Regions from separate parts of the Mus musculus genome. Here region 2 is linked to region 1. Evidence: chromatin loops called from intact Hi-C (ENCODE). Cell type or tissue: heart. All regions are shown on one strand. Links, peaks and the distances in the headings refer to the core of each region. The heading gives the core; the rest is flanking DNA.

What was found. A loop is a pair of places that touch in the nucleus more often than their neighbours do. Peaks named below come from ENCODE experiments on the same cell type or tissue, not always from the same donor. Only the 100,000 strongest peaks of a DNase experiment are listed, where the experiment ranks them.
Region 2: it touches region 1 in a loop (2.7-fold over the local background); 3 of 42 quality-filtered maps call a loop at or near these places.

What each region holds. Positions count from the first base shown.
Region 1 is chr2:180,804,231-180,807,974 of GRCm38, forward strand. No RefSeq gene overlaps it. Among named protein-coding and RNA genes, the nearest start is that of Gm14340, 19 kb to the right of the region's middle. In heart, for the core only: a CTCF peak has its summit at 1,978 (motif pointing right); no DNase peak of the experiment used is centred there; H3K27me3 peaks cover 1,591 bases.
Region 2 is chr2:180,961,949-180,965,692 of GRCm38, forward strand. No RefSeq gene overlaps it. Among named protein-coding and RNA genes, the nearest start is that of Arfgap1, 3.4 kb to the right of the region's middle. In heart, for the core only: no CTCF peak of the experiment used is centred there; a DNase peak (open chromatin) is centred at 2,194; H3K27ac peaks cover 1,031 bases.

The sequences.
Region 1 (3,744 bases), core at 797-3,296:
ACACACTAGGAAGTGTCACCAAGTTCAGGAACAGGCAGCAATGAGGGTCAGTGTTCCAGACAGGCCTTTGCAGAGTAAGGAACAAGAGATGAGAGACACAGAGCCCAGAGCATGGAAGGCCCTGAGAGAAGCAGGGATAAGTGGAGTAGAGACCAAAGTGGCCGTGGCTTCATTTCCATCCTCCTACAGTATGGTTGCTTCTCTTCATGGAGCTAGTGTCTGTAGTCCTAAGGTACAAAATGTGTGTGTTCTGGTGGTCCCTCATAAGGCATTGCCTTCTGATGTCTAGAAACATTTGAGGAGGCCCATAGCAGTACCTAGCACCAGGGTCCAGGAGCGGAGCTGGTGTGGGGTCCCCTAAGTGCTAGCTCTGTTCTGCCCTCTGTAAAGGTAGCACTCATCTCATTGATTTTTCTTTGGCTCTTAAAACTCTCAGATGGCTCCATCTCCTGCTGCTCTTTGTAGGGCTGAAACTATGCATCTGATTCCATTTTTGTACCCTGCTGTGGCTGGAGTAGAGGGAAGAGATTGAGTGAGGATAGATATGCAGTCCTGCTGGGACATTCCTTCAGCTAGGATAAATGGCCTAGGGAAACCAGTCCAAGCATCATGGGCCACCTACAGCAACCACACCCCCTCTAAGCACTGTCTCCTCCCCAGCCTGAGTCCCATCAGGCAGGTCCTCCCTAGTGTATGCTTTGTCCAGCATCGTTGAAAGGGTGATCTATTTTGTTTGTGAAAAGCTGATTATCATAGATAAATAAATCTAATTAGTCTCATTTGCTGACACACAAGCCTTTAATTGAGAGCGGAATAATTTGCATATGCAAATGACACAGCTAGGCACCCCCTCCCCACACTCCAGACTTAACCTGATTCCTCCAGAGACAAATAATTCTGTTTCGGGAGAGAATATGATGTATTAATTCACACGCAAACAGCTTCATTTAGAATCAGTGGCTGTGTTTGTTTACATGAAGTGATGGCTGGTGTAAGCTTGTTGAAGAAACAAATGACTCTAAGGGAAATCTCCGTGAGCTTCCCACTGTGGGGTGGTCCCTGAATTAGGGGCTTTTTTAGTCCTCAGGGTGGCAGCTACCAGCACAGAGTCATGGTCATGGTCTCACTTTGCTGGAAGCTCTGGCCCCCTGGTAGACCAGGTGAGTACCAACAGGCCCTGTCTCTCTGGTGTTTGTTCCCTGCCCATATCCTGGTGGCAACTGATGGGGCAGGTACAGCCACTGCCTGGCAAGTTGGTGGTCATTGATGGCTTACAATGAGGCTCCACATGTGGCTAGTGTTTTCCCTAAGGTTGTGAGCAGCAGATCGTGGAGTTTGCCAGCAGTGGCTGGTCCTTGGAAGTTGAATGCTCAGTTCTGGGGAAGGCTGAGCCACTGGGCCCCAACTATTGACTTCATACAGCTTGTGGCCAGGGTCAGCTGCCTCTCCTTCTTTAACGGCCTCCTGCACCAGCAACTCGAGACAAGCCTGAGGTGTTGGGCCCCATGGAGGAGCCCCCTACCCCTGCTCTTGGTTAAACCCACAGATTCCAGGAACACAAGTGACAGAGGTACCCTCCATGTCTTGTTTATAGGGCTATGGCCTGCAAGAGTACTTTGGGGGCCTTGGCTAGTGATGTGAGAATAAAGACCTACATCTCTAGCAGGGCCAGTGTCTAAGTGCTAGGTGCCCGTCGTCCCTGGGCAGTGGGTGGCATAGCCTTTTGTGTGTGTTTTCTCCTTCCCTAGGCCTGGGGGTGGGGGTGGGGGTGTGGTCACATGGGCTGTTCTAAGGAGGCCTAGTGTGAGGAATTTGGCTCCTGTGGAAGAAGGATGATGGCATTCCCTGCCTACTTGAGGGCCCTTCAGGCTGTCTGTCACCCTAGCAACTGACTCATGAAGCAAGGGATCTGATGCTGCCCTAGATGGGTTCTGTGGTCCCCTCCCTTTCCTTTCTGGGCTAGGCTAGTCAGCAGAGGGCAGCAGTGGGCCAGATGCTGGCTTTGAGGAAGGGATTTGTGAGCCTGGAGAGAAGTTATGCCCTAAATTTTGGGGTCTTTGTGTGTTCCCCAAAGCCCTGTAAGGAATGATCACAGGTGGGTGATCGCCATTAACTGTTGTGCTTACATGGATGAGAAAGATCATCACCATAACAGCAGTGGGCCTGGCACATGGGAGGGTCCTACCTTTGGCTGGTAGAGAGCTCATTACTAGCCCCAGTCTCTGAAGACAAGGTCTCTGTCCATCCTTGGCCTCAGATCATGATGAGCCCAAAATGGAATCAGCCGTTAGGATTCCCAGTTCTCACTCTCTCCTTTATCTACTGGCTCAGTGATTCATTCATTCACTAATTTGTTCACATACTCATTTGTACACTGGTTCATCCACACAATCATTCATTCATTCAACACACACCAGCAGGGACGTGTATCTTTCTGACCCCTTGAAGGAAGTATTGGTGGTTTTTAAAACCAGGATTCCAGCTCTGCACCTGCCCAAGCCATCTTGCAAGGCTATAGCTACAATGTTACAAGGCTATAGCTACAATGTTTCCTTTGACTTCAGTCTCTGGCTCATTTATTCTCTGAAGTTTTTTTCCTGTGCCTTGTGTTTGACCTCCATCATTACCGGAAGAGAAAACATCCCATAGCGTTGTCCAGCTCAAGGACGTCATTGGTTACCCACACTAAGCATGTTCTCATGAGGATGCCAATGGCTCTAACATTCTGACTATGCTTGACATCATGATTGGGACAGAGTTCTTGTACAGCTTATCAGGACCTGGAAGCTACCTGAAATATGGGCTTGGACCCAACCCTTGTCTGTGTCCCAGCCCTCATGGACCTTTGGGAGTGAGGACAGAGTGCTGTGTGCACACATATGCATGCATGTCTATGCTGTGTGCACATACTCTGTGCATATCCTTATACACATTGGCAGGGCCTGGTCCTGGGGTCCCTAGTGTGGGAGGCCAGACTGTTAGAATTGAGCCACAGAAACCAGGCTGTGGCCAGCTTAGTGACCTGTCTACATCCTCAGCCTCCCTTGTTTTCCACAAGAAATTCAGTAGACCACACCCCATGTCAGGACCACCACTGGTGGTGGTACCCTCTCCATTGTAACTGAAAATGGAACCGATAGGCTCGTCCACACCTTGGTGTTGAAGCTAGGTATGCATCTACAAGGTTTTAGAGAGCAGGAGGGCATTCATGTGCCTACTGTGCTCAACTCCTTTCCTCTTAGGCAGAAACTGTTTTAGGGAGGGTGTGGAGCCAGACCAAAGTGATTCAGTTGTTCAGACGGAGGTATGCTTCCCTCCTCCAGGACAGACACAGTCTTGAGTACGGATGCAACAAGTGTGTGCACCTGGGGTGTGGTGAGCAAGAAGGACACACTCAGTATAACTAAAGTTATATTTTATGCTGAGGGTCATCACACAATGTTCACACTCTGAATTCCTAACTGTGGTTCTTCCCAAGGCTGCTTTCCTCTTAGCTGAAGGTCAGGTCCAGTCTCTAACAGTAGTTCCTGATTTGAGGGTCAAGATCCTGGGAGAGACTCTTCAGCCACAGGGCAGATCAAGGTGGCATCTCTCCAAATGTGCAGAACAGAGCATTGCTTTTGGTCTCTCTTATATAATGTCCAGTGGGCAACATGGGGTTCTAGGACTGTGTCTGGTTACCTTGAATAATCAACACCACTGGGTTCAGGTTATCAGGTGCAGCCTTGGATATACTGGGGTTCC
Region 2 (3,744 bases), core at 633-3,132, 160 kb after region 1:
CCTCAGGGTCTCATCCTGTGGGTCCTCTATCCCTTCACAGATTTCACAACACTCCTATCTTTCCTGTGCAAACCAGCCCTAGGCTCCTGGGTTGTATTGGGTATCAAGGGCTGGCTATTAACAAGTCTGAAGTCATGGCTCCTACACTCATGTCAACTAGCCTTCCTGATCCTCCTGACCTCTAGAAATCTTTCCTCTCCCTTCAGCAGGGATCCGGCATCCTGTTTCTCTCTCAGCTCCTGGACAGGGAAAGGTGCAGCTACCACACCTCAGCCATTCTTCCTCCCAGGCTCTCTGGGACAGGAGGATTCATTCTAATGTCCTTCCCTGGGCTTTTTCTCACATTGAGACTCCTGTACACATGCAAGCCAGCCTATATATGTGTATGCAGTGTTACTGTTATCTGGATCTACAAATCTCCAGCTGCTAGCGTCTATCACATATCCTCCCATGGCTGGCTCTGAAAGGGGTCAGCCTAGTCTAAGCAACCTATAGAGAATAAAAAAGACCAACAAAGTCCCACCAATCTGTCATTAGCGTTTTTCTCAGGAAGGCTGTCAGCTTCACTGGAGCTGAGGTCACAAAGAATTAAAAACACCCTTACAATGCAGGGAAAGTGTGCCTGGTATCTGAGGAGCACAGAGGCAGCTTGCTTTCTATACTGCAGGTTGTGGACTGTCTGCTCTCCAATGTCCGGCTTTCAACAGATTTAATACATTCTCTCTGCTGTGTCCATCATTTAATATTGGGTTTCTGTCTCTAGCAACTAGAATCAAGAAAGACTCCCATCTAAGACAGGAATGGGAGGAGCTAAGGCACAGGGAGTATTTGGGTCCTGGCCATCACAATCTGGAGATGTGAGCCACAAAGCCTGCAATCTGAGGAGATGGGCAGCCCTGGCACATTCTTAGCAACCAGATGTGACTCAACATGGCTGTGAGATCCTTGGGTTAGAATGGAAGGACGATCCAAGACTCCCCTCCAAGGACAGTTGCACTTCTGAAGCCTGTATGGCTTCTTGACCTTATGGTGTCACCTGCTCTGTCTGGCATTCCTCTAGTTCCCTCTATCCCAACTCCAGGCCTCCCTGAACACTGTAAGACTGCAGCTGACAGACTGGATTCTACCAGGCCCTTCTCAATATCAAGGCCCCTCCCACCATCCAAAGTCCAGAGATCTCACTGCAGCAGCCTTCCTTATCTGGGTGGACCTGAGCCAGCTCACATTCTTCTCTCCTGATTCAGGAAGGATTTGAAGGTAGTAGGCAGAAGAAACAAAACAGGAAAGCAAAGTCTTCAATGGGGGTGTACAATGGCTAATCCCTGCTATCTAGCCTCAGCTTCACTTAAAAAAAAAAAAAGTAAAATCTTCTCTGGAAGGTGGCACAGCTCTGCTGAGCACATGGTAAAGAGAAAGGGAGACATGGCAAGAAGTGGAACTGCACTAGGCACTGGGAATGATCTGGCTCTCCAGGCTATGTAGTGAGTTCCTAGGAGAAAGGAGGAGCTGATGCAGTAGGTACGTTGTCAGCTGGAGATCAACCTCAACCGACTCAACCCTGCTCATCAGAGGAGGAGTGGGTGCTCGTGCCGTCGGCTAAGGTCTGGTGTGTGTGCTCCTCTGACCAGAGAGGCCTGTTTTCTGGAGAGAGGTGCTAAATGCCATGAGCACCCAGAAGGCCCATAGAGGATGGAGTATGGGCACTGGGTTTCCAACTCGTCACAAGGGCTGAACATGACCCACAAAGGCCTTGTGTTGTCTGTATTGTCTATTTCAGGGTGTTAGCCGGACGGTACACTTGCAATTTGGGATAGTAAATAACAGGTCCAGTAGTGAGGGTTCAGGATCACCCACCATTTTGCTTTTGTGAACTCGGAATTCTTCAACAGGCCTCACACCAGAGGGCTTAGCTTTGCCTTCTGACTGGAAGGCCAGCTCAGGCCAAGCAGGCTGTTTACTACGGCCTCTTGTTACCAGGAACTTTTTTTATCACTGTTTACTCCAATTATCACACAAGGCAAGAGCTTTCCTTCCAGGTCTGGAATCCAGGTTACTTGCACACAGTCAGTCCTCCTTGCATCAGCTCTTTGCATCCAACCCTGGGTGGCCTGCCAGAACTATCTAGCTCTTCCACGGCGATATTTTCCTTCACAGACTTTCAGGAGACTGGAAGATGGGGCTGTTTCTGATGAATCCCCAAGTAGGCTGGCCTGCCCCCTGGAGGCCAGTCAGGGAAGCACCCTGACTGAACGCTGGTGATTAACATCTAAGGTCAAGGAGCTCAATGCTCTGTGGAGAATGTTCTCAGGGTGAGCTTAAACTCAAGGGCTTTCACATCTGAGCTGGTCGATTCAAGCGCTGGTGCTTCCTGGAGCAGTGTGTTAGGGTTACTACTGCTGTGATCAGGAACGTGGAGGCAGGAGCTGATGCAGAGGCTATGGAGGATGCTGCTGACTAGCCTACACCCAGTAGCTTGCTCAGCCTGCTTCTTATAGAACCTAGGACCACCACTTACAATCTCAGCCCTTCCGTATCAGTCACTGATTAACACACTACATGCTTGCTTAATTTACAGCCTGATCTTTCTAGAGCAGCGGTTCTCAGTCCGTGGATTGAGACTCCTTTGGGGTTGCATATCAAATGTTTACATTATGATTCTTCTAAAAAAATGATTCTTTTAAAAAAAGATTTATTTATTTATGTATTTATTTATTATTAAATAAATACACTGTCCACTGTAGCTATCTTCAAACACACCAAAAGAGGGCACCCAATCTCATTACAGATGGTTGTGAGCCACCATGTGGTTGCTGGGAATTGAACTCAGGACCTCTGGAGGAGCAGTCCATGCTTTTAACTGCTGAGCCATCTTGCCAGCACTACATTACAATTTTTAACAGTAGCAAAATTAGTTATGAAGTAGCAAAAAAGTAATTTCATGGTTGGGGGGGTCACCACAACATGAGGAACTGTATTAAAGGGTCACAGCATTAGGAAGGTCTCAACCACTGCTCCAGAGGCATTTTTACAATTGAGGTTCCCCCACCCCCCTTTTTTTTTTTCGAGACAGGGTTTCTCTGTATAGCCCTGGCTGTCCTGGAACTCACTTTGTAGACCAGGCTGGCTTTGAAATCTGCCTCCTTCTGCCTCCCAAGTGCTGGGATTAAAGGCGTGTGCCATCACTGCCCAGCTGAGATGTCTTAATCAAGGTGAGTAAAGGCTGAGAACCACAAACTACGCTGGCCAAGATGCTTCCAGATGAGCTATAGGTCCGGTCTGCTTGCTCTTACCTGCCAAGCAGCGTTTCAGCCAGCTTGACCTGAAGGCTATGGGTGGGAGAGAAGCCCAGATCTGCACTTCTGTCTGCCACAGAACCCTGAAATGTTAGTCCCACGCCCTAGGTTGTGTCTTGGGTAGCTGTGCAATGTATACATAGATAGCATGGCCTGTTTTACACAATGGTCCTGAAGAAGCATCTGCCCTCAGCACAAGCCATAACTATTATCTCTATATAGATGAAGTGTGGTGAACCAGAGTCCTATGAGCCTGGTAATGAGATATTAGACTTACAGCGCCCACACACCACACACATGTAATACTGACCTACACACCAAGTGCATATACACGCAGGCATGCATTTACATATGTATGAACAAGTACATACATACCTTCACAAGCTCACATGTACAAAATGTACTTCAACACACCTAGCTTGTGTAGGTCTAGCTGTTTCCTCCCTGCTAC